2 separate regions of the Mus musculus genome follow, and region 2 is linked to region 1. Evidence: chromatin loops called from intact Hi-C (ENCODE). Cell type or tissue: gastrocnemius. All regions are shown on one strand. Each heading gives the region's core, and the rest is flanking DNA. Links, peaks and the distances in the headings are about the cores only.

Region 1 (15,986 bases), core at 5,105-13,104:
TCCGTGGGAATCCATCCTGGCAGAGTGACCAGACTTCTAATCAACCTGATATTAGTGTCCATGTACAGTTTCAGGTGCTAAGGCTGCCATAAAGAACCCAGGTATCAGCTGGGCAGTGGTGGCCCATGCCTTTAATCCCAGAACTCGGGAGGCAGAGGCAGGCGGATTTCTGAGTTCGAGGCCAGCCTGGTCTACAAAGTGAGTTCCAGGACAGCCAGGGCTACACAGAGAAACCCTGTCTCGAAAAACAAAACAAAACAAACAGAAGCCAGGCATCTTTAACAGTTCCCAGCCTACTTTAAAGTGATTTAATAGCACTTCTGAATATAGTTAGCCGTTGTGGCTTGAAAATCGCCAGGAGAGGGCAGGCTAAGCATGTATTGTATGACTGTATGTGGTGATCTTGTGATATTCATGTTGATTGTCTCTGTTTTGAAATTTATATTGGCAAAAGTATAAAAAGAAAGTGCAAAACATGTAAGGGGGAAGGTCTCTGAAATTCATATTTCTATTTCAGTATCTTGCTTATGTAGGGAAGACCCGTTTTGTTAAAAATTCAAAGCAATTTTTGAGATACTGTAAATATTTATCTTTAATTCTGCCCACATTTTAATTTTGTTATTTTCTGACTACACACACACACCTAGAGTCCCTGAGCATTGTGTAGTAATGATCAAATTGATGGCCAGAAATAACAGTCTGCAGCTGGAGGTTGAAATAATTCACTTTCCCCTGTACTCGGTTTGATCAACAGAGTAGCCAATCTTTGTAAGGAAGGAGGTTTTATTTTCTGCTCTCTGCTACTGGGTGGCACTCTAAAAACATTTGTTTTTTGGGTTTTTTTTAATGTAAGGATTTTTGTAAGTTCAACACCAGGCTTGGCTACGTACTGAGACCCTGTCTTAAAAGAAAACAGATACATTAAAAAAAATAAATAAATAACAATAAAAAAACAGGCTGGAGAGATGACTCAGCAATTAGGAACTCCAGCTGTTCTTCCAGAGGTTCTGCTTTCAATTCTCAGCAACCACATGGTGGCTCACAACCATCTGTAATGAGTTCTGATGCCCTCTTCTGGCATGCAAGTATACATGCAGATAGAGTACACGTATACATAAAATAAATAAATCGTTTAATAGTTATTTTTTTTTAAGATATAAAGTTTAATTTTCCAAAAGAGTTATTTGAACCTGACTTTCTACTTTTTTTTTTTTTAATCCAAATCCAAATCCAAATGGAATGTATTTGGGGGTAACATTGAGTTTGTGTCTTCCACCTCCCTCATGCACATTTGGGTATCTGGGAACCAGCCCTTGGTTTCTCCTGCCCGGCATCCATCTGGATAGCAGCTATCCTCAGAGGAAGTGCATCCGTCATGGCAGGATGCTGAAAACTGTTTAGGAAGGAAAAACGGTCCAGTCCTGCCTGATTGTGGGAAGACAGCGGTGTGTGTGTGTGTGTGTGTGTGTGTGTGTGTGTGTGTGTGCACAGTCCTCAGTTCACGTGTGATTGAAGTTTAAATGAAAATAAAACGTAGAATAGCTGCATATTGGGGGAGGAGGCTGGGGCAAATAACCTTCTGTGGTTAGTTTCACTTCCGCTGTGTTTGTAAGTGTGGCTTTGTGAATGTGACCACTAAGGGCCCTATCCAGCTAGTCTTTGATGTCTGCACCAGCGGTGTGTAGATGTGGCTCTGCTCACTTCTGGAACTGAAGCAAACACTGTTTGGGATTTTGGGGGGGACCTTTTGCTTTTCGTGCTCTGTTCAACAACATTTGGTAAGTTGTTTCTCTTATGTATTTTGTACTATGGCTTGTGGAATTTCTTTTTTTTAAATAATAGAGGCTTAAAATGAATAGTTTTAGATATACAGCAAACTTGAGAAAATAGTTTCTGTAGCCTTTGGTTATACTGGAGTGGTAGGTTAGTTATGAGTGAGTCCATATGACTGCATCGGTGCTAAGTAGTGTCTGTGTCTCAGTGAAATGGTGGTTCCGAGTGTATATCCAGGGTCCCGGATCTACTATAGGATCCTATCCAGGATACCATATTACACTTGGCTGTTCTGCCTCTATAGGTTCTTCCTGGCTGTCACCTGCGACCTTTCTTGTTTTTGATGGTATTGACAATCTGGAAGGCTTTTGGCCTGGAACTTTGTAGGATTCTCCGCTATTGGCATTTTTTTTTCTGGTATTTTTTTCCTTCTTAGATTAGAATTAGGGGTTAGGGGAGGAAGACCACAGAGCTGAAGTCATTCTTGTCACACCTCAGGGAGAATAAACAACAGCTCCTGGAGCTGGTGCTGCTGGCCTGCCCTGGATCTCCTGGCTGCCGGGTGGTACTGGGAAATTCCTCCCTCCCCTCTGGCTTCCATACTGTAGTCCCCTGGAGGAAGCCGGCACACAGAAAGGGCCCACGGAGTGGGGAGCTGTGCTTCTGCCTGTGAGGATGGGGTAGCCATATAAATACTGGAATTCTGTATGGGAGACTCGTCTCTCCTCTATGGGCTGACTTTAGAGAGTGAGTTACAGGTTTCTTGTTTCCCACCTTGTTGAGGCAGGGTGTGTTGTTTCTTTTGCTGTTTTCCAGGTAGCCTGGGAGCTTCCAGCTGATTCTCCTGTCTCCGCCTCCTGCCTCAGCAAGCAAGCCAGAATGAGGGACATCCTCCTGCTCACCCTTGACATGTGTCCCGAGGGTGGGGCTGTTGTCAGGCTTGTGCAGAAAAGCACTGTTACCTACTGAGCCCTTAGCCCAAGAGGAGTTAGTACTTAAGAAAAAATGAATTTCCCCTTCCTGCTTGTCTTAGGCAGGGTTTCTATTCCTGCACAAACATCATGACCAAGAAGCAAGTTGGGGAGGAAAGGGTTTATTCAGTTTACACTTCCACGCTGCTATGCATCACCAAGGGAAGTCAGGACTGGAACTCAAGCAGGTCAGGAAGCAGGAGCTGATGCAGAGGCCATGGAGGGATGTTCTTTACTGGCTTGCTCAGCCTGCTCTCATATAGAACCAAGACTACCAGCCCAGAGATGGTCCCACCCACAAGGGGCCCTTCCCCCTTGATCACTAATTGAGAAAATGCCTTACAGTTGGATATCATGGAGGCATTTCCTCAAATGACATTCCTTTCTCTGTGATAACTCCGGCTGTGTCAAGTTGACACAAAACTAGCCAGTACACTGCTTGTGTGAGTGAGTTTTAGGGCCATGTAAGTACCAATATACTAAAATATTACAGAATAAATATTATTTTGATTTTTTTAAAAAATGAAACATCATTTTAGGCAAGCCAAAATCATTCCTCCCAAAATAAAAACAGTTATTTCAGGAATTGTTGATTTCACATGGGTGCATGAAAAGAAAAATGCTACATCTCATTGCTGTGACAAACTTGGGAGTGGGGGGGGGGAAAGGTTAAATTTTGTTTCATCAGAACTAGATAATATCTATTTACTTACTCACTTATTCACCTAGGTGGAAAGTTGACAAAAAAACACATTACTGCATGCCCTCTCTGCCTCTGGCGGGTACCTAACATTGGACACACTGGCTGATTGGTTAAATGGTAACCACCTCTTTTCCTTCAGGAATCTGAAGGCTTGGCTTGAGAGCTTTTGTAGAATAATTGCTCTTGACCTTGCTGTGAAGTGACGATTACCTTACTGTGCGACTCTGGACAAGTTCCTTGCCCTCTCTATTCTTCAGAGTCCATATCCATAAAATAAGAAACCTGACGTTCCTTCTTTAATTCAACTCTCCATAGCTGTTCACTGGGAGGGATGTTGAGTTTGTATCACCTTCCTTACTGTCCTTTTATACAGCCATAAGCAAAGACAAGCGAAAGATAGGGAGGCTGAAAGAGGCACGAATAACTGTCAGAAGTCAGTTACTTTAACAGAAAATCAGCACTGGGCACCCGTCCCCGGGCTAGCATAACCCACAGAGCATCACATAAAGATGCTATTCTTGGGCTCAGAGCATGCAAATGTAAATAAGCCCTAAAAGCAAAACTAGAAGGCTGATCGTGCAACTGAAACGCAAGCAAAATAACCCGAGCGTGAAGAAGCTCTCTGGTCTGCACAGTCTACAGGTGAACTGCTTTGTGTTGGTTCTTTTTTTCCCACCATACTCCACCATTATTACCTCCCTTTGCAGGGAAGCAGATTCTGGTGTGGGTCTCTTTAAGACTTGGCCCTGGGGCTGTCTTAACTGCACTGCTCCATAGCTTGGGAGCCCTCATCACTGTTAAGCTGCTGGTGACATTTCAAAATGAGGATGCTCATCTCTTCAGCATCTGTTACACCAGGGAACACACCTTGACTTATGGATGGGAGGCCCGAGGTGGCTCAGAATGACAAGGTGACTTGTGAGAAGTCCCACCGCTCCACAGCTCTGTGGTTGGTAGCAGAATGAGAAGCAAAATGGCCTTTGCCACTAGAGCGGTCAGTTCCATACTGACCGTCTTGCCCCTTGGAGGTTTCTGTTGATTGTCTTCATGGAGGATTCCTGTCCACTTTATAGCGTCTCAGTTTGCCAACCAAATTGCCCTTCTACACAGTCTTTGGATTTGGCACGAAGAATCTGAAACCTGAATTCCTATAACTCCAAGGAATTCCCATTTATTTCCATGTGTCAGTCAGCGGTCACAAGTTCCTTGTGTACTGGAACTGTGATGGTTTTTGGTGAGAGGCTCATGATTTGGTGTCTGCTTTTGATGCAGCTAAACTCAGTCTAACCCTGCACAGATCTGTGCCAACAGACCATTCTGGACATCATGTACTGTTGTTGTAGTAAATGAAGTCAGTTGAACTTACCCCTGACCCTGAATGAAGCCCAAACCACTGCTTGTGTTCCAGACTCCAGTGAGCATGCTTGCGTCTTCCCTAAACTGTGTGTACTTTTTAAAATGTGCTTTAATCTACATCGCTCTGAAGCCAAAGAGCCTTAGCCCCAAGACGACTCTCAGAGCATCTTCAAATCCAAGAGTCTGAGAAGTGTTTGTGTAGCCCAACGTCAGTAAGGCAATAGTGCTTTTGCTCACTGGTCAATTGTTCTTTGGGTTTTGTTTGGACTCATTATTCCTTCTGCCCCTGGAATTTGAATTCTAGAATACAGATTGGTCCTGGCAAACTACAGATTTTTGTCCAACAGTGGGACCATACATTTTCTTTGGTCTCCAGTGTCCATAGTGGGGACATGATGGCTAATGTTCTCTGTGATGATGGCTCACCAAGTCACTATTCTATAGAAAATAGCAAAGTTCTCTGTGACTTCCTCATTTTATGGCTGAAGTCACTGACAGGCTTTACTTAGAGTGGCCATATGTGGTTTAGTTTTTGTAATGGTGATTTTTTAAATTATTTATTTATTTATTATATGTAAGTACACTGTAGTGTGTCTTCAGACACTCCAGAAGATAGCATCAGATTTCGTTATGGATGGTTGTGAGCCACCATGTGGCTGCTGGGATTTGAAGTCAGGACCTTCGGAAGAACAGTCGGCGCTCTTAACCACTGAGCCAGCTCACCAGCCCCAGTAATGGTGATTTTAAAATTATTTATTTATTGTACTAGCTGATTTTGTGTGTCAACCTGACATAGCTGGAGTTATCACTGAGAAAGGAGCTTCAGCTGGGGAAATGCATCCATGAGATCCAGCTGTGGAGCATTTTCTCAATTTGTGATCAAGGGTGGGAAGACCCATTGTGGGTGGGACCATCTCTGGGCTGGTAGTCTTGGTTCTATAAGAGAGCAGGCTGAGCAAGCCAGTAAAGAACATCCCTCCATGGCCTCTGCATCAGCTCCTGCTTCCTGACCTGCTTGAGTTCCAATCCGGACTTCCTTTGGTGATGAACAGCAGTGTGAAACTCTAAGCTGAATAAACCCTTTCCTCCCCCAACTTGCTTCTTGGTCATGATGCTTTGCACAGGAATAGAAACCATAAGACTATTTATTTATTTATTTATTGGTGTTTTGCCTGTGCACTGTGTGTGTGACTGTTATGCACAAAGATCAGAAGAGGGCACTGGATCCTGTAGAACCAGAGTTATGGATAGCCATGAGCCACTATGTGGGTGCTGAGAATTGAGCCTGGATCCTCTGCAAGAATGCTCTTAACGGCTGAGCCATCTCTCCAGCCTCAAGTATTTCAAGTTAGAAGTCTCTCGTGAAATGTGACTCTGAGCATTTCCTCTTCCAGAATTTCTGCTAAGCACTTCAAATAAGAACCTAGAATCTTGGCATTTGCAGATGCCTTAAGGTTTATCTTGTCCATTACCAAACGGTCATACACATACAGACTTCTCGAGTATCAGAAAACCTTGAAGAACTCATAGTTCCATAAGGAGGAGAAAACCTAAATAAACCATGGTTAGTGAGCTGGGCATAGTGCTACATACAAACTTATGAGCTCAGCACTCCAGAGGTTGAGGCAAGAGAGTCATGAGTTGGAGGCCAATCTGGGCTGAAGATGCATAGAAACATGCTGTGGAAAGAAGAAAGAGGAGGAGGGAGGGAAGTAAAGAGAGAAAAGAGGGGTCTTCATAACCAGACCATTTCCAGAACAGTAGGTGCCTGAGAAAGCGATGATTAGCAATTCAGGAACCCTACTGAAGAAAAAAATTCCAAGAACAAAATCTTGAATAAAGCGTTGTAGTTTACAGGGAAGAAAGGCGGCAGGGCTTCCAGTGTGACAGGTTTGTGGAAACTCACCAGAACTCCCTTCCCTGGAGAACCATGGAAGATGCGGGTGGCCAGAGAGTGGACTGCAGGAGATGGACTAGAGAGCCATAGTGCTTCTGACCTTGCACACAATCAGCATCCCACTACATTGAACTAGTACTACATTGAACTAGTATGTGCCAAGCACAAAAGCCATTTACTTGGGTCAGATCTGCAAGCTGAGCTAAGAGTAGATCATTTCAACTGATGAGCTGTGGTTTTAGTTTGGGGGTCGTGTGTAAATAAGGTCCAGTCTGCCTTATTCAGAGTCTGTCTCACTAAGGTCTGTGAGACTAGTGCCCGGGGGGGGGGGGGGGGGAAGATGCAGCAGGAAGGTTTTGCATATTTCAGAAGGGCTGGTAGCTCTGTTTTTGATGTGCACAGCTGAGTGCTTCCCCACAGAAGTCGTGGCTACAGACTCTGGGTAACCCTCCTGTGTTCCTCATACTACCATCTATGTGGGTAGAGAAAGAGGTTCCAGGGCAGCATATCTGCTCTGTGTAGTGTCATCTAGTCTGAGCCTCCCTCCATAGCACCCTGGATCTTCTTCATAGGCATGCCCTGCCTTGTGTACCAGTGACCCAGACACAGGCCAGCTTCTACATATCCTTTGGATGTTTACATACTACTGCCCCCGCCCCCCTGCAGATGCCCCATGCCTTAGGGCTGCATATAACCAACCTCCAGGAAGGCGCCTTCCTGTTGAAGTGCGGTGAGGAAGGTCGTTGACTAAACTACTGCATAGTTCCTTCCATGCTTAGTATCTAGCAACAAAACTCCATCCCTGAGAAATGGCACGGAGATATCCTAGCTTCCAGCTGATGACACTTGCTGGAAATAAATGGCATTGGCATAGGTTCAAGCTCACCTGACTAGGGGCACTGGTCTTGCCCACAACGACCAATGTGTAGAACTTGACACAGCTCTGGTCACCAGACACTTATTCTCACTTCAGAAGGAGTTAAAGACCTCAGGCAATATCAGAGTAAACCTCCCTAGATACATGTGTGTGGCAACCCAATGGTCACATGTTGACCTTTGTCACATGTAATGTGGTGCATTGCGCAGGTTTCAATGAGGCATTGTACAGGTTTCAACGAGAAGCGAGGCTGTTCCTTGTTCCTTGGAACATTGAGATCTAGTGGCAGATGCAAAACACAAGCATATTTATGTATTCTCACTTTAGGAGATTTGTATTTTTGTTCTTGAATGAGTCACCGGGGTCTGTTGTGTAGCCCAGGCTGGCCTCGAACTTTTGATTCTCTTGCTTCTCTTTCAAGTTGTGGAATTGATACTCCTCCTGGTTGCTTTTTGTACTTTAAATGTACACATGTTTCCTCTTTGTTCTTTGATTTTTCAGGCTGGTTTTCCTAAGCTGGCAAAAGGAGCAACGGAGGAAGCCAGACATGGAAGAAATGGAGGCATTGGTGGGTGTGGTACCACACTCAGGTAACACCCCTGAAATGACCTTAAGTAGGACCTGGCTACTGTTGTCGGGCAAAGGCTGAAACTCCATCCACAGCTGTCATCCCTGGCTCTTTTAGTTGGATGCTATTTTCTAACAAGTTAGGAAGAACTGGATGCCAATCTTAAAAAACAACAAAGCAGTCTATTCATAATGAAGTGGCCTATTCAACTATCAATTATGTATGGGAGGGTTCCTACCGTAAAAATAAGGTTTCTAGAACATGGATTTGGACTCTATGAAATCCAAGGAGGTGAGGTGAGACCCTTGGAATAGTAGCAGGTGGCTTTTCTTAGAAGGAGAGAGACAGGCCTATGAAGTGTCTCATTGAATGATGAGTCCCTTTGGAGTCAGTGCAGGCAAAGAGCCTCCCTCAGTGGCCTGGTGGAAGGTCTCTTGGGCCACAGCAAGTACCTCTTTGAGGAAGCCTTGGGAAGGAAGCTCCCAGGTACAGGAATAGGGATGTATTAAATCATCCTTGTTTTCAGAACTGAAAAGGGAAATGTTACTCACCACTATGGAAACAACTCCCTTAGGGGAAATGAAATCAACACTTCTGAACTATATGGGTAGCACCCATCACCTGAAGCCTGCCTGCATACATAAAAAGAGCTACAACTTCCAGGTCCCTTGGTCTGAGCTCAGAACCAAGGCGGGGACCCTTTGCTTTAGCAATGATCCAAATTGACCGTAGAGCTGCATTGGTTGGGGACCGGTTTTCAATAGTGACACCTCCTGCTTCTCTCCACCCCTCTTGATAACAAGAAATATGGTCCAAGTTCAGGCCAGTTCATTCCAGCCACCGTTTAATAATACCTACTCATGGTATAAATCCAAGATGGACTATTTTATCCTTTCCAAGTAGTTTTTCATTTTGGGAACTGAGAAAAGAATTGTAAACCTGTTATTTTATCTAAATTCTTACCCCAAGCTTCTGCTCGCATCAGATTAACCGCTGAATAATACAAAGTTGAAGTAAGAGCTCTAGATAGATGGGTTTGCTCCTTGTTTTGTGCATATGGCTAAGAGACTGTGTGAACGTTGTTCACACAAGAGTCCCTGAGTTACAAAATAGACACCCATTTATGCTATTTCATAGATGACCATGCATGAATCCTGACATTTTGAGCTGCTTCCTGCATGTGTTTGGCATGCAGCTGGCCCAGGCCTTAGAGTAGCATACTCTTTTCTTCTCTGCCTCTTCCTCTCTGGCTGAAGCCACAGAGCCAGCAAACACTTCATATTTAGTTCTAATTCGGTTCTGAAGTTGAGCCAGGATGGATTTCTCCAGTTGAGATCAATCATTTTCTGGGATGGAAAGATCCAGGGAACAAGCTTTTTCATCCGTGACAGCAGACGCGTGAGGTGTCAGCCCTTTAAGCTTTGGCACGTATGTGGCTCTGCACTGGAATCTTCTATGGTGTGTGAGCTGGCTCCAGAAGGCAGCAGAATCTGTGTTAGAAGAAGCAAGACTGAAGAGGTGGTGGGATCGTGTATGTGTGCGCGCATGATGTTTGAGAGACCCACATCTGGAGCCCAGTGATGTACTCTGGGACTTCTGCGTAGGCTGCTACCCTGGGTTCCCACTGAAATGCCTCATTAATTCATCAAAGAACAGGACCTTCTTAGGCCACACTAAGCCTCATACCCTCTTTACAGGAGCTCGGAGTAGCACCTCTTGGGACCGGCTATTCCAGTTCATTCCAAGGCGTTTCCCCTGGTAAACAGCAAACAAGCACTGGGTTAGGATAATTTCTAGCACTTTTGCCTCAGAAACCAATCCATTAGCTCCTTCTATCCAGGCAGCACCAAGAAGGTATATTTATAAACCTAAAGTACAGCTTTCCTTGAGTTTATGGCTCCGGCCAGCCTTTCATCTCATAATCAAGTCATCATGTAAGCAAATGACTGCTGCAGACTTCAAAGATCTACTGCTCCTGATTTTGATTTTTGTCTTGCTTAAGGAAGTAACTGCTAATGTCAGTGAAGAAGCATAAGGCAGGGGTGGTTTCCCCAATTTAATCTCCAAGAAGCATTCTATCTATCTATCTATCTATCTATCTATCTATCTATCTATCTATCTATCTATCTTCCTACCTATCCATCCATCCATCTGCATCCTGACCACAGGTAATTTCCCCTCTCTCCTCTCCTACCAGTCTCTCTTCCATATCCCCCTAACTCCCACCCCATCCACCCTTCCTTTGTTCCTCTATAGAAAAGGGCAGGCCTTCCATGGATATCAGCCAGCCATGGTATATCAACTTGCAGTAAGATTAGGCACCTCTTCTCCTATTAATGATAGACAAGGCAACCCAGTAGGAGGAAAGGCAAGCAGCAGAGTCAGAGACAACCCCTTGTTAGGAGTCCCACAAGAAGATCAAGCTACACAAATGTAACATATGGGCAGAGGGCATAGGTCAGCCCATGCAGGCTCCCTGGTTGGTATTTCAGTCTCTGTGAGCCTCTTTGAGTCCAGGTTAGTTTTCTTGTGGTATCCTTGACCCCTCTGGATCCTGCAATCTTTATTAATTCTGTGTGTGTGTGTGTGTGTGTGTGTGGTATTTCTGAGAACATGCAAATAGAAGTTTGTACCTAGAGAGTGATGTTGAAACCAGATGCACGGTGGTTAACATTGATTCTCAACTTGACAAGACCCAGAATCACCTAGGAGACCAGCCTATGAGCATGTCTATGAGGGAGTTCCTGTAGTGGGCTAATTGGGGTGGGAAGTCCCATTCTGAATGTGGGTGGCACCATTCCCTAGGTTGGGGTCCTGGACTGAATAAAATGGCAAAAGTGAGCTGTGCCCCGGTATACATTACTCCTTGCTTCCTGACCACAGATACAATAAGATCATGTGCCTTGCACAGATAATACAAAAGTCACTGATATAAAGCGCAACCAGTACAAGGACCTGAGAATTAGGTCCTAAATTGGGACAACCCCCCAGAGCTGCTTCCAAACGTGCTAACAGACAGGTGGAAATGACTGGGGTGTTCTGAGGCATTTTGATTGTGTGCATTGGCAAAGCAGAGGCAAAGATCCTTGGCCCACCCTCAACCTGTAATTCTGTATATTCTGTTTATCCCTAGCTGACTGCGATCTGTTTAAAGAACCTGTTAGGAAAAGACGCAGGTTGCATCGAGACCGGCAATTCCAGGCCTTTCCTTCTGCAGAGCAAAGTGCTCTTAAGGAATGTGAGTGTTGTGAAATGCTGGTATGGCCCATGGGATAGCATGACTCTGTCTGTTAGGAACGTGTGAAGATGCTCAGAGGGAAAGATGTTCAATTCTGAAGGCCAGGAGACATCTCTGCATGTATTTGCTCCATAGAGTCTCTACAGACTTCTGTAATTTGGCTGTTCATCTCCAGGCTGCTCTGAGGAGGAGGGGTGTTATCAAAATAGCCTTTTCCTAATGAAAAGACGACAGATGTTTAGCTAGGTGCCTTGGTGGGTGTTTATACAGCATCTGCAGAAGGGAATGATCTAGAAGGGCTAAAGTCCATGGCAGCACATAAGTTCTGTGGTAAGCGGGCACAGCATGCGCTGGTCTGTAGACGTGGTCAGCTCTGACACAGTGAGTGCCTAGCTCCAGTGGAGGACACCTTGTTCTCTGATTTAATTAGCTTCTCCTTCCACTGAGCTATCCCCCTTCCATGCAGTATTCGGCGGCTTCCTTTGGAGAGTTGGTACTTTTACTCTACCAGGTACGTCCCAGACACTCCATTTCTGTTGATTCCAGATGAAAAACTGGAGTGTCGGACCAGGAGGGTCTTGAGCAACACTTATCAGAAATTGATTCAGTCTGTCTTCCTGGATGACAGCATTCCCAGCGGACTCAAGTATCTCATGTAAGTCTTGGATCTGCACCTTCCTATCTGATGCTACCCTCCTTCCCCAAGAAAAACCAAAAGTGCTTTTAATTAGAAGTAGCATAGAACAATAGGAGGAAAAATCCCTATGGCTGCAGGCTTTCTTTTTAAAACATTGATAGTAGCCATTTGTTGTGTGGTCACTGTTGACAGCTTCTCTACTGTACACTTTACAAACCCACAGTTTCATTTCATCCTCTTAATGCCCCTATAAAGTAGGAGCTAGTGGGATTGTCCCATTTATACTGAAACTGATGCTCAGGGAGGCCAAGTCATCGAGCCAAGTCACACTGTGGATAAGTGGAAAGGCTCCAAACCCAGCCAAACCATGTATTACTGAGTTCATGAACTGTTTATCCTAAAGCCCCTGGGAAAGTCAAGGATGTTGTTGACTTAGCTCATGGCACTCTGGAATGCTCCCCGGACTTCTGCATGAGTTTTGTTAGAGACAAGAATATGCAGCTTCCATGGAGCACAAACATGTCTATGTGAACAGTACAATGTTTATGGAGAACTATCTTTTTTTTTTTTTTTTTTTTTGGCTTTTCGAGACAGGGTTTCTCTGTGTAGCCAGGCTGTCCTGGAACTCACTCCGTAGACCAGGCTGGCCTTGAACTCAGAAATCCACCTGCCTCTGCCTCCCAAGTGCTGGGATTAAAGGCGTGCGCCACCACTGCCCGGCTTATGGAGAACTATCTTTACCAAGCATTTTTAATCTAGTTCCATTTGCTTCCCCATCCCAGGTTCGTGTAGTAAACAGGGACGAATGCTCCCCCTTGTTCAGATAAAGGAAGGGTATAGCAAGTTACCCAGGACTAGAGCTTGGTTTCTTTGCATTCTGTTCTGGTGTGCTCTGTCTCATAGTTAATGTATATTTTGGAATGGATGCAGAAACCGGCTTCTTGCCTTGATTGAAAAATCCCCACTGGAGCCAGTCTATGTGGGGTTCTTGGGAATCACTGGAGCTGGCAAGAGCTCTCTGATCAATGCCCTCATCCGGCAAGCAATGTTTCTGCCTGTGTCTGGAGAAAGTGTTTGCACATCATGCATCGTACAAGTGAGCTCTGGCTGCTGTGAGCAGTATGAGGCCAAAATTCACCTTCTGTCCGATCAGGTATGCTGGCCCTCTCTCCTGCTTTCCCTTCTTGTCTTTTCTATCTTCTTTCTCTTGCTCTTCCCTCTTTTCCTTTCTTCCCTGAATTTTTCCTCATTGAGCCACCATAGATTGCAATCACATTCATTGTAAGTACAGCACAGAGGTTGGGGAGATGGCTTAGTTGGTAAAGTGCTTACATAGGCTTAAGTTTGGACCTCCAGCATCCATGGGGGTTGGGGAGAAACATGTGTGTCTGTAATCCCAGCACCGGGGAGACAGAGATACTCATTGGCAGGCCAGCCTAGCAGAATCGGTGAGATTCAGTGAGAGACCCTGTCTCAGTCAATTAATCAAATAATGTGGAGATATGATTGAGGAAAACATCTGATATCAACCCCTGCCTTAACACACATGTGGGCAAACATGTACACATATGCACAGATAACTATAGCATATTTGTATAATGAAACACAATGACATGAGAATATTCTGTAGAGTGAGATGGAGCTTCTTCTGGCTTTGGCCCTGAGGCAAGTCCTAATGAGACCCTTGGGCCAGCCATTCCTCTCTTTAAGCCTCTGCTTTCCCCTTACTCTAGTTTCCTTTCTGTTGCTGTGACAAACATCAAGATGAAGGCTAACTGAGGGATGGAAAGGGTTTATTTCCTTGCTTTACTTCCAGGTCACAGTCTGTCATTGAGGGAAGTCAGGGCAGGAACTCCAAGGCAGAAACCTGTTGGCTCGCTCCCTGGCTGGCCCAGGCTCATCCTCAACTTGATTTTTATGTAGTTCAGGACCACTTGCCCCGAAATGGCATCACACACCATAGGCTTAACCCTCTTCCATCAGTTGAGAAAATCAAAACAGTCCCTCACAGACATGACCACAGACCAACAGTTCCTCAGGTGAAGCTCTTTGTCTTGGGTGTCTCCAGCTGGTGACGAAGCCAACCAGGACACTCATTTACAGGACAAGAGATTTGGGGTAGCTGGTTTAGGTTTCTGCTTGCAACCTCCGGCCCTCCTTGGCGTTCTGTGCTCCATTCTCTCTTGTTACCATTCCCTCTGTCTATCACTCTGTCACAAGCATTGTGGTCCTCCTTGCTCTGCCTTGGCAGGAGTGGAAGGCAGAACTGAAGGACTTGACTAAGCTCCTGCACAGAGCAGAGCAGTCTGGGGAAGAGGAGGCAGACTTGTGGGACAGGGATGATGCAACGGAAGAAGCTGCCCAGAAGCTACGGATGCTCTATGGCCATGGGGCAGAAAGGAGGCACTACGAGGAGTTGCTAAGGCTGAAGCCCAGAGGGAGGATTCCCAACTCGAGAACCATCACTCTAAAGGCAGAGGAGGTAACGTCAAGATGTCTTTTTCTTTTTCATACATCTTATGTATAACACTTGAATCTATCCAGGGGAGTTGTCCAAGGTACAGTGAGTGGTTTTTTTTTTTTTTTTTTTTTTGGCGGGGGGAGTAAACTGGTACCCAAATCCACCATTATCCACCATCCAAGGTATCTTTCATTGTTTATGCCTACAGATGGTAACCTTTGATTTCCAAATGGAGATTTTATGCTTAGAAAATACTACAGTCAGTTGAGAATGAATTTGGGATGGCTTTGAATGAAAATGAATATATGTGTATTTATTATATTATACATACCCATTATGTATTACATTACATATTATCTATTATATTATATAATATAGTAACTATATAAAGGCTTAAGTCTGTGAAATTTACTCGTTTTTCTCATAAGAGACATTGGGGATACTAGGGTCTTAGATTGATTTTGTGACTCAGCCATGTGAAATTCAACATCTCTGTGGTGTCCTTGGCCGTCCGTGGTGCTTGTTGCCTCTTAGTCATAGGGTTGCTGCTGAAGTGCCAGACATTCCAGTGGAAAGAAGTAGAGAAGTAGATGAATGCTGGCACCAAACGTATCTCTCCTTCCAGGAAGTGTAGACATCCCCAGAAACACCCTAGATAAACCTGTGTGGATGTCATTGTTCAGAGCCGGGCTAAGTAGCTCTTCTTAGCTGCTTCTTAGCCCGACTTGTCCTGAGCGACTTAGAGCATCCTCACTACCTAGCTCCCTAAACAGATGGACATTCAGCTGCTATGAATGAAGACCGGGATGCTCCTCCTACCTTTAAAATTGGCATAGATTTTAAGCACTTTTTTTAGAAAAAGAAACTTCATTCTTTCTTGCTTTCTTTCTGGAACATTCTGCAGACATTGATCGACAGTGATCATTGTACATTCCAGCCTTTCTGCTCTCTGAGGTGTCTCAGTCGAGAATTACTCTCTCATTGCTGGCATGAATGGGTCATTGTTCCCAGTGTGTCTAAGCGGGAACAGGAGGATGGAAATTATGCCCTCTCCCACTTACTGTTGAAATGTTCTGGAAACCCTACATATCAAATTATATATATATATACATATACATATATATATATATTTGGAAGTTTTAAAAACTAAAACCCTTTTAAAAGATCAATTTTCTGATCAATTTTTAATTTGGAAAATATGATTATGTCGTGATTGACTTTCTATAATTATCCACAAGGTTTCCAGTAATTAAATTCTTTACAGTTGCCTTTTGCCATGTGGAAAAAATATGCTCTAGGCAACATTTAGGAAAAAAAAATCACATTAATTTTAGAAGCAAATGGGACTTAGGAGATAAATTTAGTATCCTGTAATTTTTTTGGACTCCTCTTCCAAGCTGAGTTGGCTTGCAACATCTGAAAGCTAGGGAGCTTTCTAGTATTCCAAGCTGTCGTGAACTCACTGTGTAGCCAAAGATGGTCTTGAACACCAGATTCTTCTGTCT
Region 2 (15,986 bases), core at 4,124-12,123, 130 kb after region 1:
GGAAGGAGAAAGAAGAAAAAAAGTTGCTTAGGTCTCTCTGGACTCTGGGCAAATGCAGCCCTAAATTCCTCCTGTGACTTCAGCCCGGGATCTTACAGTCACATTAGAACCAGGACACCCCATACCTCAGGGTGTCCTTCCTACCCCTGAGGAACTGAGGTGTATCTGAGCTCTGAGGTGTCCTGAGCAGAGACTGATGGGACAGTGCTGAGATCTCTGTTCTCCACCTGTCCCATCTCAGTGCCTCAGCCAATGTGGGTGGGACGTGCAGACATACTGATTTTACACTTAGTCAAGCACTGTCTGTGGTCTCTCCAGCTCCCAGTCCTGTGGACGCTGCCTCTGGCTGCTCACTGTTTCGTTTCCCTGGAAGCTGCCTTTATATGGACATCTCTTCAGTTCAGCTTCCAGAGGGCAGCAATGGTGTGGCCACGGGAACATGAGTCAGGAGGCGTGTCATTAGTGGTCATTCCACCTCCTGGCCTCAGTTTCTTCATCAGGAGAATGGGGGAGGCGTTCAGTACCAGAGGCTGTGGAGAGCAGATGGGGCTGAGCATGCCTCACTTGGGTCACCTCACCAGAAGTCTCCTGACTAAAGGAACTTACCCTTTTGCTAGACTCTTTGACTGTTCATACCCTCGTTCAACATGTAAGTGGCTGTTGAGAGACTAGAACAGTATAGAAGGCAGCCAAAGTGTCTGGAGTCTAAGCCTAGTCCTGAGAAAATGAACAGGGGAAGTGTAGATTTTAAGCAATGTGGGGCTGAGTGAGGCCTTGGGGCTCTGCTTAGACTTTCCCCCATTGCTTTGACCCATGAAAGGCACTGCTGAGTGCTTCCTCAGCCCCTCTACCTTCAGTTTGTTCTGACTGTGAATAATTTACATTCTCCTCATGTTGGAATTGGTCACACTGGAGTTGCTATCCATGGCTCTTTCTCTCTTTCTCTTTGACTAGGGTATAGAACCTGCACATCTCACACCACAGAATCTTATCTAAAGTGACTTGCGTCCTCCAAAAGGGGTCACCAGCAATGCTGTGTGATTCCAGGAACATCACGGAAGGCGTACAGCAGCGAGTTATCATGTGGTCCCAGAACTTTCATGTCCTGTTTTCCTGTTTTCCCTTTTCATGGGCAGAATTACGTTCATGATACTTAAGACCTCAGAATGAGAGACAGGCACCGAATCTTCACGTTTCTCTTAACTCACGGGGCTGGCAATCTGAGCAGACAATGGATCTCACAGGGAGAAAACAGAGCAGAGCCAGTCAGTCCTTCTGGGGCTCAGGCTTGCCCTGCTGCTCAGGGGTCAGCCATGTCTCTGAGGTGTGCGGTGTCTGTGCCTCTCTCCTTATCATTCCCTGTGTCCTTCCCTCATTCTGTGGCTGTGTGGACTCAAGAACTTCTAGATATGCTGAGTCATCTAGAAGTGCCGAGTTACTTCTGCTGGTTTCAACTTTGTGTTTCTCCAAGAGTATCTCGGTTGAGGTGAAGAGGTATCTCAGAACGAGCAAGCCACCATCAGTATGTAGATGCCAAGCTAGCAATTCATGCGTGGCATGGCCTGCTTCCTTCTGACAACATGGTGTATAAGTATGTCTCTGCAATACTGAATATGAGCAATACCCCCAACATCTATCTTAGTCAGAGTTTCTATTCCTGCACAAACATAATGACCAAGAAGCAAGATGGGGAGGAAAGGGTTTATTCAGCTTACACTTCCACATTGCTATTCATCACCAAAGGAAGTCAGGACAGGAACTCAAGCAGGTCAGGAAGCAGGAGCTGATGCAGAGGCCATGGAGGGATGTTTCTTACTGGCTTGCTTCCCCTGGCTTGCTCAGCTTGCTCTTTTATAGAACCCAAGACTACCAGCCCAGGGATGGTACCCACAATGGGCCCTCCCACCCTTGATCACCAATTGAGGAAAATGCCCCACAGCTGGATCTCATGGAGGCATTTCCTCAAGGGAGGCTCCTTTCTCTGTGATAACTCCAGCTGTGTCAAGTTGACACATGAGACCAGCCAGTACAACATTCCTCCTGTCTCCTTATCGATTCCTAACACAGAGTCCTCAAAGAGAAGTTATGCTGTCAGTTTTCTTGTTTGACTAAGCTTTGGACTAAGTTCCTGGTGCTCTGGGTTTCAAGATTTCCAAAGCAGAATTATCTAGTTCTTCCTGCCCCAATCCCATTGAAGCTACCGGTTTCCATTTCAGGCTCTACAGGCCCATGTGTCCCTAGAAACCTCAGCACCCAGCTTGCATGAGCTCCCAGGAGACACCAGGATGATGTGATGGAACCCAGTGATGAAGATGTCTTATCTTAGGATTTTTCATAACAAGGGGAAAGACCTCTCTATGAGGAAATGTTGGGAGGGGCAGAGTGGCTTGTTTTGCTGAGCAGGAATGTATCAAATCTAGAAGGGCAGAGAAGGGTTAAGAATAGATCTGACATGCTCTCCCCTGCCTGGGGGTGCTCTTGCTGCAGCAGAAAGAGATGAGATCTTGAATGGAAGAAGGCACAAATTCAGCACTGTAGCTGTCAGCCTGGTTCTGCCTATTGCCAGACGGAGTTGCTTTAAGCAGCTCTCAGGGAGGCATAAAGTAGTGGTTCTCAACCTTCCTAATGCTACAACCCTTTAATACAGTTCCTAATGATTCAGTGACTGATGGTACCTCTTGTGTGTCCTCCCGTGGGGGTCACAGTAGACAGCTTCCTTGGACTTCATGCACAAGTTCTGCCCTCATGACCTAGTCACCTCCAAAAGACCTCACCTTTTAATGTCGTCATTGGCTATTAGGTCTTTAACTCCTGTAGGAGAACTTTCGACCATTGCTGGTACCTACTTCCTATAGTGGAAGGGATCATAACACACAAACACTCTTTCTCTCAGGGTGTGTGTGTGTGTGTGTGTGTGTAAGTTTAATGAGAGTTGTTTACAGGAACACCAGTGAACAGTATTTAGAGGTGTGCAGGCAGCTAACCAGAGACCTATCACTGAAGAAAACATCTCCCTTCTCTGGCAACCATTAACTGCCAATAGATCTTCAGGGGAGATGGGGCCTCATACACCCCTCTCCCTTCTAGAACGCTGACAGCTCAGTCTTCTGCAGGTTCTGTAAGTGCCTGAGTACAAAGGCCCTGCCACACTTGGAGAGCATCCTTGCACAGTGCCCACCCCCAGCCCCACCCCTCCCTCCCTCACATCCTTTCTACCTCTGCCAGGAAGTGCCCTGGGCAGTGGAGAAAACAATCAATATCTTTTTTTTTCTTTTGAGACTTTTTTTTATAGCTTTGAGTGTCCTGGAACTCACTCTGTAGACCACATTGGCCTTGAACTCGCTGAAATCTGCCTACCTCTGCCTCCTGAGTGCTGGGGTTAAAGGTGTGCACCCCCACTGCCCAGCTTGGGACAATTGAATTCCATAAAACTGTTCACATCCAATGTCTGTCCAATGGAAAATAATGTCCATTTCCTGTGGATCAGCCTAATACATGATGTGTATATTTGTGCAGCAGAACACTAACTAGGTGTCTTAGTTAGGGTTTTACTGCTGTGAACAGACACCATGACCAAGGCAAGCCTTATAAAAACAATATTTAATCATGGCTGGCTTACAGGTTCAGAGGTTCAGTCCATTATCATCAAGGAGGGAACATGGCAGTATCCAGGCAGGCATGGCGCAGGCAGAGCTGAGAGTTCTACATCTTCATCCAAAGGCTGCTAGTGGAAGACTGACTTCCAGGCAACTAGGGTGAGGGTCTTAAGCCCATACCCACAGTGACACACCTATTCCAACAAGGCCACACCTCCAAATGGTGCCACTCCCTGGTCCAAGAATATATAAACCATCACACTAGGCTCTAACTTAAGAGTTGCTAGGAATCTTTTAAAGTCCCAAAGCCAACATCCTGCCTGGTATCAACAATATCTGCAGATGATTATAGTGACAGATAAGTCTGGGGTCCACTGGGCCTGGGATCTATTGAAGCACATTCATTATCAGCTACCCTTCCGTTTCAGTCACCTTTTATTGAGTACCTGCTATATGCCATAGACTTCCCTGTTGTTATTTGGACCTCTCCACTCAACCCCTTCTCACTCCTCACCTCTTCCACAGTGTCCCGGCCTCGAAGCTCCCCAGATGACTTGAAGGCGCTGACTCGGAACGTCAACCGGCTGAATGAGAGCCTCCGGGACATGCAGCTGCGGCTGCTGCAGGCTCCATTGCAGGCAGACCTGACAGAGCAGGTGTGGAAGGTTCAGGATGCGCTGCAGAACCAGACAGACTCGTTGTTGGCCCTGGCCGGCTTGGTGCAGAGGCTGGAGGGCACGCTGTGGGGGCTGCACGCGCAGGCGGCACAGACTGAGCAGGCGATGGCCCTGCTGCGGGACCGAACAGGACAGCAGAGTGACTCCGCACAGCTGGAACTCTACCAGCTGCAGGTGGAAAGCAATCGAAGCCAGCTACTGCTGCAGCGCCACGCGGGCCTGCTGGATGGGCTAGCACGCAGGGTGGGGGTCCTGGGGGAGGAGCTGGCTGACGTGGGCGGTGCGCTCCGTGGTCTCAACCACAGCCTGTCCTATGACGTGGCCCTGCACAGCACGTGGCTACAGGACCTGCAGGTGCTGGTGAGCAATGCCAGCGCAGACACTCGCCGTATGCGGCTGGTGCACATGGACATGGAGATGCAGCTCAAGCAGGAGCTGGCCACACTCAACGTGGTGACCGAGGACCTGCGTCTGAAGGACTGGGAACACTCCATCGCCTTGAGGAACATCACCCTTGCCAAAGGTAGTTGGGTGAACTACCCTGTCCGTAGTTCCTCCTTCCTGCCTACATTCCCTACTAAGGCCCCCCCCCCCCCGCCCCTGCAAAGTTCATCCTGAGGACCCATCCTGGAGTGACAGTTAAAACTTACACCTCCACCTTTATGTCTTACACTGTATGACTCTGGAATGTCCTACCTAAATGGCCTGTGCCCATTTCCAGGGCCTCACTGGGTCTCTCTGCTCAGTAAGCATCCCTGGAGCAGAGAATGGACCCTAGGCAGGAAAACAACCACGGGTGGATGGTGATGGGGTGGGTGGTCAGAGATTAGGTATACCCTCTGCAGCCTTCAAGAGACAGAAGAGGGTCCTTCTATAGGATTGGACTGGAGGGCAGAGAAGTTCTCCAGTGGCAAAGGTCCTAATGAGTGGCGCTTCTAGGACTGGAGAATTCCAAACTTGATCTTGGTCTACTAGACAGTTAGAAAAATGTTTGCCCAGTCAGTGGGGGCCCATGCCTTTAATCCCAGCACTCAGGAGGCAGAGGCAGGAGAATCTCTGAGTTCAAGTCCAGCCTGGTCTACAGAGCAAGGTTTCAGGATAGCTGCCTACTCAGAGTGACCCTGTCTCAAAACAGAAAACAACAAACAAACACAAAACCAAAACAAAAGAAGAAAACTATGTTTGTCAGGTAGAGTATGTTTGAATTCACTAAATTTATTTCCTAAACAGGATTGGCTGTGTGCTGGCCCATGCCTGTGAGCATAGCACTTGAGAAATAGAGGTGCAAAGATTAACAGATGGAGGCCAGACTGGTCTCTATAAAAAGACCCTGCATTTGAACAGATGAAGTTACTAATGAGTGGGCTGCTATTGCTGTGATGAGACACCATGACCAAAAGCAAACGAGAAGAGGTTTATTGGGCTTATGGTTCCCACTGCAGTCCATTATTGAAAGAAGTCAGGGCAGGAACTTAAACAGAGCAGGAACCTGTAGGCAGAAGCTAATTCAGAGGTCATGGAGGGGTGCTTCTTATTAACTTGCTCTTCATGGCTTGCTTAATCTGCTTTCTTGTAGAACCCCAAACCACCAGCACTGGGGTTGCACCACCCACAAGCACTACAGACTTGCCTCCAGTCTGATCTTAGGGAGGCATTCTCTTGATTGAGGTTCCCTCCTCTCCTCCAACTGTAGCTTGTGTCAAACTGACATAAAACTAGCCAGCACACTCAGCGGCTGTTAACCTAGAGACCCAGATCATCTCTTCTGATAAACCACTGTCTTCTCTCCTGCCCGGCTCTGAGATCCATGAGACCCTGAGTAGTCTGGCAGTTGGCACTACTGAAGTTGTCCTCATTGGTATACCTGCTGCACATGGGCATACCTTGGGCATGCCACACAGCACCTCTTAAGAGCAGTACCTGTCTAGGGAAGTGTTACTGTCTTCTTGGGTGCTGCCATGGGCACTGAGACCCAGAAAGCATAAAGAGCCTGCCCAGGTTACAGGATGAGGTGGGAGTAGAACCAGGCATGGATTCTGGCCTTTGTGAGGCTATGCCTCTATGACTCCTGTTTTGTCTTCTGGGGCATTCCCTCTGGTCCTGTCTGCTTTCTGTCCCCAAACAGAGAGGTAGACAGAGCCATCTGAATCTTTCCAGTTCAGATCTCCTCCAGCCCTGTGTCCTCTCCTCACCACCGCAGTCCCTCCTCTGAGTTTCCACAGTGACCACAGGGCGCTATAGTCATCCTGGTGTCTTTAGCTCTGCCTGTTCCGAGTGCTCTAGTATGTTTTTGTGAACTTTTATACTGTTGTTAGAGTGGCCTTCCTGCCATAATTCTTTCTATTTTGTCTCTAATTTATACCTCTCTGAACACACATGTACATATTCACACACACACATATGCATACTTGCCTATACATACCCGTATAAACACGCATACACACACACATATTTTTGAATGTATAACTCACACACACACACACACACACACAGATACAGTCACAAACACAGATACCTGCAGGCACTGCTCACATGTGTTCATATGTACATACACCTGGATACATAACTCACATGTACACAAATAGGCATATACATGCACAAGCATACACATAGACACCTCCATGCATAGCTCACCAGCACACACATATACACACACACCTGCATGTGTAATTCACATGTATGTGTACATGTATGATCAAACACACAGGTGAATGCATGACTCATATTTGCATATATGTGCACACATACACAAACACAGACATCCTACATGCATAGCTCACATGTATACACACATACAGACAAGCAGATACCATGTTCCACCCCTTTGCTCTTTTCTGTCTCATACTCATAAATACTCAAGAGCATGTGTTTTTTAAAATATTTTTTATTACATATTTTCCTCAATTACATTTCCAATGCTATCCCAAAAGTCCCCTATACCCTCCCCCACCACTTCCCTACCCACCCATTCCCATTTTTTTGGCCCTGGCGTTCCCCTGTACTGGGGCATATTCAGTTTGCGTGTCCAATGGGCCTCTCTTTCCAGTGATGGCCGACTAGGCCATCTTTTGATACATATGCAGCTAGAGTCAAGAGCTCCGGGGTACTGGTTAGTTCATAATGTTGTTCCACCTATAGGGTTGCAGATCCCTTTAGCTCCTTGGGTAATTTCTCTAGCTCCTCCATTGGGAGCCCTGTGATCCATCCAATAGCTGACTGTGAACATCCACTTCTGTGTTTGCTAGGCCCTGGCATAGTCTCACAAGAGACAGCTACATCTGGGTCCTTTCAACAAAAATCATGCTAGTATATGCAATGGTGTCAGCGTTTGGAAGCTGATTATGGGGTGGATCCCCGGATATGGCAGTCTCTAGATGGTCCATCCTTTCATCTCAGCTCCAAACTTTGTCTCTGTAACTCCTTCCATGGGTGTTTTGTTCCCAATTCTAAGGAGGGGCATAGTGTCCACACTTCAGTCTTCATTCTTCTTGAGTTTCATGTGTTTAGCAAATTGTATCTTATATCTTGGGTATCCTAGGTTTTGGGCTAATATCCACTTATCAGTGAGTACATATTGTGTGAGTTCCTTTGTGAATGTATTACCTCACTCAGGATGATGCCCTCAAGGTTCACCCATTTGGCTAGGAATTTCATAAATTCATTCTTTTTAATAGCTGAGTAGTACTCCATTGTGTAAATGTACCATATTTTCTGTATCCATTCCTCTGTTGAGGGGCATCTGGGTTCTTTCCAGCTTCTGGCTATTATAAATAAGGCTGCTATGAACATAGTGGAACATGTGTCCTTCTTACCGGTTGGGACATCTTCTGGATATATGCCCAGAAGAGGTATTGCTGGATCCTCCGGTAGTACTATGTCCAATTTTCTGAGGAACGGCCAGACTGATTTCCAGAGTGGTTGTACAAGCCTGCAGTGTTTTTCAAAGATGAGAGCATTTACATTATCCTGGAGCTGCAGACGATTTTCATTCTCACTTTGCCGTGCAGTTTTCTAGGGTTTTCTACTCCAGTTCATCTTTCGTAGACATTCACTGCAAAGCAGTGTTTTCTTCTGCTTTGGATCTTTTGGCATTGATGAGTTCTGTCAAAATCTGCCTGTGCAATTTAAAGGCACAGAGAACTTAGATCATCACAGAGGGAGGCATCCCTAGAGAAGGAAGGAAAATCAGAGAGGGGAGACATGCCAGAACACATTGGTACAGCAAGCCTTGAGGCAGGCCACCCAAGCCATATGCAGATGGCTAAAATGGAAACTTTCTAGAATTCTTTGGAATGGGAATAGACCTCTGAAATCATCTGGTCTAATCCTCCCATATCACAGTGGAGAACCACAAGACCCCAGGAGCGAAAATGACTTATCCAAGTCAAATGTCAACCCTCTTGATGAATGAAAACAAGTCTTCAAGGCAGCTTTATCTGGCAGCTGCTTTGTTTTCGATAGAAAACACCACCTAGTGGATGGAGGAGGGAGTTCCCCCCCCCCACCCCCCCAGTGCCTTCTGTCAGGTGTGTGAGTAAAGGAGTTGTGGCTGGGTCTAGGGTTGACAAGGGGATTCTGCCTTCCAGTTAAAAGTACATCTGTGAATGGAGCCACTTGTAAAACAAGCATACCTGCTCTGGAAGGGTTGGGGTGTGTGTACAGGTCCTGGGTAGGTTGTGTGACCATCTGTCCTCTTACCTTCCTCAAAGAGGATGCGGGATACTCTGTGGAGGTGAGCCGATTGGTGCATCCTGTTCCCGTTCCTTTACCCTTGAGTATCTCTCCAGCAGGGCTGCCCCTCCTGTGGGTGCCGCTCTTCTGGCTGTGGAATGGAACTACAGTCTCTGCCCTGCCCTTCTCTTAGGTAGAGATGTTTTGAGTGAGGAAGGAGTCAGGATGCTCTCATGGGCCCTGTAGCATCACCAGAAAACCAAGGCACAGCCGTCAGTGGCAGGGACCGTGTGGGCTCAGATGGCAGACAGACCTTCCACATTGTAATTTACCTCAGAAAATAAGAAACAAGAAGTGTGACTATAAAACTCTGAGAGATAAAAGAAAAAAGGGGGGGGGGGGGTTTCTGTGGGCCAACCTAGGTGCAACTGCAGCTGTAATCACATATAGCCCAGATGTCACTTCAGAATGCAGGCTGTGGGTTGGCACAGCTGTAGCAACTGGAGCTCAAGGTCCTGGAGAGATGAAGAGTGAAATGGGGTGAAGTCTTTGGACTGGGTGAGCTTTAGCAACAGAGATCTGTGCTAGGTTTCCTCTGCTGCTGAGCTTGGCAGGAGGGGAGACAGCTCCGTACAGGGCAGGGATGGGGAAGAGGGTCAGGTGATGGAGCTCATTTGCATCTTAGCTCCGTCTTGCATTGCCTGTATAACTCTTGGCAAAACAGGTTTCACATCTTGACCCTGTTATCCGAGAGTTGGGATAAAAAATATGGTGATACCTAAAAACTCCAGCTTTCCTTAAATGCTTTACATAACTTGTGAATTTAAAAAAAAAAAAGTTAACTACTTTTCCCTTTGCTCTCGAACCATTGAATTTGTTAAATAGCTGTCAGCTTCGGTTAGGGTCTGAGGACAGTGCCAACTTTTGGAATGTATCAGTACATCTTGATCTTGGCAGCCAGGTTGTTTTGTGTGTATTAACACCCTCTGGTCTCATATCCTCATTCATTTGTCAAGCATTGATTGTGCAAGACACTGCTCTGCTAAGAGCCTGCGTGTTTGGGGTTCCAGGGAAAGAAAGCATCACACACTGGGGCTAAAAATAACAGTTTCTTGTCGAGAGATTGCCAGCCTTCAACCAAGGCATCCATAGGGTTACACACCTCTGAAACTCTGAGAGAGAGTTATCCCGGTGTCTTCTGAACTTCTAGTGGCTGGGGCAATTATGGCCTATAGATGCCTCCCTCCCCTCTCTGCTTCTGTCAGCCTGTGTCTCTGTCTGGTCACATGATTAGGGTCCGTCCCTCTCCCGTATGCCCTTAACTAACAGCATCTGCAGAAACCCAATGTCCTAAGGAAGGTGAGGATGTTCTGGGGACAGATGAGTTGAACTATTCATCTAGTACAGCTGAAGGTGAGTGCTTGCAGCCTGGATTCCCACAGCAGGGTCAGGTAGACAGGATACATCAAAGCAAACCAGATCTGCTTGTCTGGGTTGCACCCGTGCCAACAGGAACCATGGGACCAAGAAAGAGCAGCAGCAGAAACAACAAGGAGCATCCTCAGATCCTAGTCATGGGCAGTTGACAGGGAGGCCTCCTGGGTGACTGAAAGAGTGGCAGGAAGGTGGTAAGGGTGAGACGTCTGGCCTCGTGGGTGTGGCAGAAAGGATAAGTGCCAGATGGATCTGGACCGAGATCACTGTGTCTGCCTGTGTGGCCTCAGACGAGTAACTTGAACGTATGGCATAGGTATAGTGGAGACTGAATTCAGTCATGTATACTTGAGTCTCCGCCACACCGGAGCCTCTCCCGGGAGGTAGTCCCATCCATAAGTAATTAGACACTTATCCTCCACCCAGGTGCCCCGCTGAAACCTAAGCTTAGCTAGGCCTCCTTCTTCACTTCGTCCCCAGAGGGAGCCAACAGCCATCCTACATTCTAAACAGTCTGGCTGTTCCTTCTGTCTCCGATGGCCCCTTTCCTAACCCAGGGTTCCTCCACCTCCCACTCGATGGACCACAGCCCCTGCCTTTCACCTTCTTTCTGTTCTGTCTTTCTCTCACACCACAGCCCAGCCATCTTCTTCCCTTTGTTGTGCGCAGACTTGATGTGGCTTTCCTACCAGGCCCCTTCCAACCTCGTACCTACCTGGTCAGAGTCAAGTTCAGCACCTCAGCCTCCATTACTCCCACTTTCCCAGTCCACTGAGCTCCTGCTGCTCGGTTCACCATAGCTTACACAGCTGCATCGCTGCTTTCAGCTCCTGTAGGAATGCTCCCTCTGCACGGGATCTCTCCCTCTTCCTTATGTCTCGGTCAGCCCTGACCACTGAAACAGGCTGGGGGGCTTTGACCACAGGCATTGCTTTCTTTTCGGCTCAGGAAACTGGAAGTCTGAGTTCAGGGTACTGGAGTAGTTGGATTCGGGTGAGGGCTACCTTCCCTGCCGTGTACATGACCACTTGTTTGCCATATTCTGATCTAGCAGACAGAGAGAGAGGGAGAGAGAGAGAGATGTTGGGGTAGGGCTGGGTGGTAAGGAACAGAAGTGAAGGGAGAGGAAAGGCAGGCTAGTGCCAAGCTCAATGGCATCCCCCAACTCCAGACAGGAGACTGGGTCTCATGCTATAGCCCAGGCTGGCCCTGAGTTCACCATCCTTCTACCTCTGCTTCCTAAGTAAATACTAGGCTACAGTGATAGTCCATCATAACTGATCTTCCTCATTTTATAAAGACACTAACCCCATTGAGGGGGGCCCATCCCTATGACCTCATCTAAACCCAGATAGCCCCGCCTTTCCAAACTATAACCTTAGGGGTAAGAACATATGGATTTGAGAGGGACACAGATATCCCCTGAATACCCTCCACCCTTCTTCGCTTAGCTAGGACCTGTTTCTTCCTGAATGGGATTCCATGGAAACCCCTTTGGTGCCCGCAAAGCTGAGTAGCTGCCATTATATGATTCCAGCCCAGAATTCTGGCTCTTCCTCTCCTCTCAGAGAGAATCATTTGCTTTTTCCACCAGTGTCCTGGCTTTCTAACCTTCTAATCTGCTTGTTCTTGTTGTCATCTTTCAGGGCCACCGGGACCCAAAGGTGACCAAGGAAATGAAGGGAAGGAGGGAAAGCCAGGTAGCCCTGGACTTCCTGGATCTCGAGGTAATGGGGTACACTGGGAGGAATCTGGGGGAGTGCTTCACATCTACCCCTGACATGCTCTTCCTAGGGATGATAGACAGCCACCGCTCGCTCTTCCACCAGGTAACAAGGAAGCTGTCAACTTAACCGTAGAATGGGCCAAATGCTTTTCCCTAAGAAGTACCAGGATCTGAAGGAAGGGACTCCCAAGAGTCCCCAGATTCACTAAGCTGCTGCCCACATAGGAATCGGGGTTCACATGGCCAGGGCCTTCAAGCGAAGACGGTCTGCGATGCTAGGAGCCTGACGCTCTGCTGCCCCATCTCACTGCCTGATGCCCTGCAGCCTTTCTTAGGCTCATAGTCTCAGAAGTTTCCTATCGGAGACTCGGACAAACATCTGAGTGTGCCCATTCCTGTGTTGCATGCAACGTTCTGCTGAGTGAAGTGGCTCCAAGATGATGCGAGGAGAGGAAGCTTAGCGGGGAAGGGTCTGGTTATTTATTTTAGGGGGTTATTCCTGCCAAATCTCTACATTGCAGACGAGGGGAGAAGATAGGGCATGGAAGGGGAGTGCTCCAGCCTGACCTCCCCTCTGTCCTCAGCTCCACATCGGAGGATGCCCTGAGGCTCTCAGGACAGAAAAGCCACTTTTCCTGCCTCATGAATCATAGGGTGGGGGCCCTTCGGGCACATCTTGCAGTAGACTCAGAGATCACCACAGGACTCTTAGACTCTGGGAACAGATGCATCACGTCAAGAAGAAAAAGAAAGGCATTCCATCAATTTCTTTGACGTCCTCACACCCTTGGGAGGCCACTGCCTCCCCTAGTCATTTGCTATTAGCCCTGGGGTAATAACTGGGAGATAGGTTTCTTGTGCTGTGGAAAAAGAGGCCCAATGAAAACCAGCTTGCTCTCCAAGCAGGAAAGAACAATTAGGAACTTGATTAAGAAAACTGTGTTCTACAGCGATGACTAGTTTTGGGTCAGGACCCTTGGGCCTTGGGCTCTCACTCCATAAAAGTGTTTGTTGATTCTGGCTCTCCGTGGTACATCCAGTGCAGGCTGTGGCCACGGTGTCTGATAGCCAAGAAGCTGGAGCAAAGCGCCTAATGGGATGGCCGCCTATGTACCGATTGATTGGTTTTGTGGACATTCTTGTGCTTTTGACACTTTGTTTGTGGAAAGAAAGGGAGTGTTTTGTTTTTTTCATTTGTGTTTTTTCCCCCTCTTCCTTTAAATAGGCTAAGGCGTCACCTCAGACTCTTCCCACTCACTAATGCCATCCCCACAGCATTCTCCTCCCTAATGACCAGTGAGAACCTTAGCCTAAAGCAGGACATGATGTTAACCAATCATGAACTTTCTGTAAGAAAGAAGGGGACTCAGATCCTGCCTCCAAAGCCCTTTGCTGTGTGCCCTGGGGCAAGCATCCAGGAGCCTTAGTTTCTTTATCTGAAGTTTGGGTATAAATAACACCCCCCCCCATGCATGTCATAAGGATTACATGAGATTCTTTATGCCTGCACACAAAGAGTAAACAGAATTTAGAAATCCAGCATGCTTGCAGGTATCTGAATGGGACTGGCCCTACCACTACCACAACAACACTAGGCCTTTCAAGAGTAAGGGTTCAGGGAAAGGTGATATAGGTGTGTATGGGGAGGCTCTGAGCTGCCCTGTAGGATGCTAAGCAAGGGAAAGCAGAGGCTATGGAAGACCAAGTTCATATTAATTATTAAACTAGATAAGGGCATCTAATGGACCTGAGTCTGCAGCTGCACCCTTGTGTCTTCTCTCCCCAGGTCTGCCAGGAGAGAGAGGTGACCCAGGACTGCCTGGTCCCAAGGGTGATGATGGGAAGCTAGGGGCTACGGGCCCCATGGGCATGCGCGGATTCAAAGGTAATACTGAATCTTGACACACCCTAGGGCTCACATTCCTTCAGTCCTTGAGTAGCATAGGAGCCATCTAGGAGAGTGCTGTGTGTGTGTGTGTGTGTGTGTGTGTGTGTGTGTGTGTGTGTGTGCCTGTGCACACATGCATGTGTGGGTGCATGGGTATATGTATACAGGTTGCAGAGATAAAAGCAGGGAACCTAGTGAGGGGTCTCTGAGAACAGAGCCAGGCTGCAAGCACTTTATCACTTGTCCTCAGTCTTACCAGCCTCCTCTCCTTCTACATGCCCTCCAGTCCCCGTGCTTACAACTTTATTTCCTTTCTCCGGTTTAATTTGCCAACCGTGCTTCTTCTGATATTTTTCCTTCTTCCCGTGGGTAGTTCCCTTGCTCATCCTCATGGGAATCTACTTCTTCATGGTCAGTCTGGATTGTCAGATTGGCCAGGTATGCTATACACCATTAATCCTAGCAGGAAATAGAGGCAGGTAGATCTCTGTGATTCCAAGGCCACCCTGGTCTACACAGTGAACTTCAGGATACCCAGAACTACATGGAGGACCATGTCTCAGATAGATAGATAGATAGATAGATAGATAGATAGACAGATAGATACATACATATATACATACATATATACATACATACATACATACATACATACATACATACATACATACAAGATAAGGATACCTGATGCTCTTTGCACTGACTGCCTACATTTCACTCATTACCATGACAACTCAGAAAAAGTACTGCTCACCATCACCCCTGCCCCAACACACATACACCCTGTGACTGAGCGGTCTTCTGTCTTTGGAAATCATATTCTACTCTCTAGTGTTCAGGTGGACTGAGGTCTTTCCTTTATGATCCTAATTGAAAATATGTGATATTTTTAAAAGACCATATAAAAAGAGCCAATGCTTGTTGATAAATGACTAGACAGCACAGACATACACAGAGGGTAAAGTAGACAGGAAGTCCTTTCTTCTTTGGCCCCTTTGGCTCCGACTCTTCAGAATAACCACGGTGAAATCTTTGGAGCACACACTGGTGGATACTTCTCTAAACACGTTCAACCATGTATGTGATTGCTTTCCTTCTTTTCAAACCTGGGATCACAGTAAATACTCTCTCCCGGACAATTCTGACTGCTTTCTTCACCACAGTGTGCAGTGGGCTTTGGACTTGCAGAGATTATGTTGGGAAACCTTTAAAGTAGAATCCCCACCCCCACCCCCCCACCCCCCCACCCCCGCCTTTCTGTTGTCCACTGAGTGAGTAGGGCCAGGACGTTCTCCTTCTTTGTAGAGTGAAATGGAAGCTAAGAGAGGCTTGACCTTTTAACTCAACCCTGGACAGGAAGTTCCACAAGTCCTTGGAAACTGCCCTACCAGAAACACCAGCCTGACTTAGAACCTGACTCCATGGACGGCTGGAGCTCAACCCCTTCCTCTCCAATGAGCTGGAGTGCGAATTTCTCCAACACTGACTAACTTCGCTTCCTGCCTGGCATTCCTTGATGCTATATGGTAGATGGGGCTCTAAAGTGCTTTCTCATGGGACCCTTCTTTTCCCTTATGACCAGAGCAGACACTATAATTATCTTCTCCACAGCGACCTCTGGTGGCTGCTGGCCCCTGCCTGAGGGATTCGCTGGCCTTGAGTTAGCAAGTCCATAGATAAAAAAATCTTATTTGTAGTGTGTTGTTTCCATTCCTAACACGTATTTTCCTTCCGTTCCAGGTGATCGAGGCCCAAAAGGAGAGAAAGGAGAGAGAGGAGAGAGAGCTGGTAAGGAAATTCTGCTGGGTCCGTACTCTGGGGCACAGGTGAAGCCTGTGGTCAAAGGTCAGGTGCTGAAACCACACTCTGGGACTTGAGCATCAAAGAGTTCCCCCTCCCCCCTTTTAGCCTTCACTGGCCCAGCAATATGTATCATCAACCCCTAGGGGTGTAGGCCTGGGGTTGTATAGATGGATCTAGAGGTTTCCTCCCCA

Evidence for each region. A loop is a pair of places that touch in the nucleus more often than their neighbours do. Peaks named below come from ENCODE experiments on the same cell type or tissue, not always from the same donor. Only the 100,000 strongest peaks of a DNase experiment are listed, where the experiment ranks them.
Region 2: a loop joins it to region 1, with 2.5 times the contacts of the local background. A loop is called at or near these places in 7 of 42 quality-filtered maps.

Annotation. Positions count from the first base shown.
Region 1 is chr14:65,596,861-65,612,846 of GRCm38, forward strand. Nuggc (nuclear GTPase, germinal center associated) reads left to right here and starts at 8,407. Exons shown (of 19, transcript NM_001195674.2): 1 at 8,407-8,436; 2 at 9,843-9,903; 3 at 11,279-11,383; 4 at 11,930-12,038; 5 at 12,951-13,173; 6 at 14,272-14,502. The coding sequence starts at 8,407. In gastrocnemius, for the core only: no CTCF peak of the experiment used is centred there; no DNase peak of the experiment used is centred there.
Region 2 is chr14:65,726,400-65,742,385 of GRCm38, forward strand. Scara5 (scavenger receptor class A, member 5) reads left to right here. Exons shown (of 9, transcript NM_028903.2): 4 at 4,122-4,796; 5 at 12,025-12,105; 6 at 13,891-13,989; 7 at 15,733-15,780. Among named protein-coding and RNA genes, the nearest start is that of Scara5, 68 kb to the left of the region's middle. In gastrocnemius, for the core only: a CTCF peak has its summit at 8,748; a DNase peak (open chromatin) is centred at 4,472.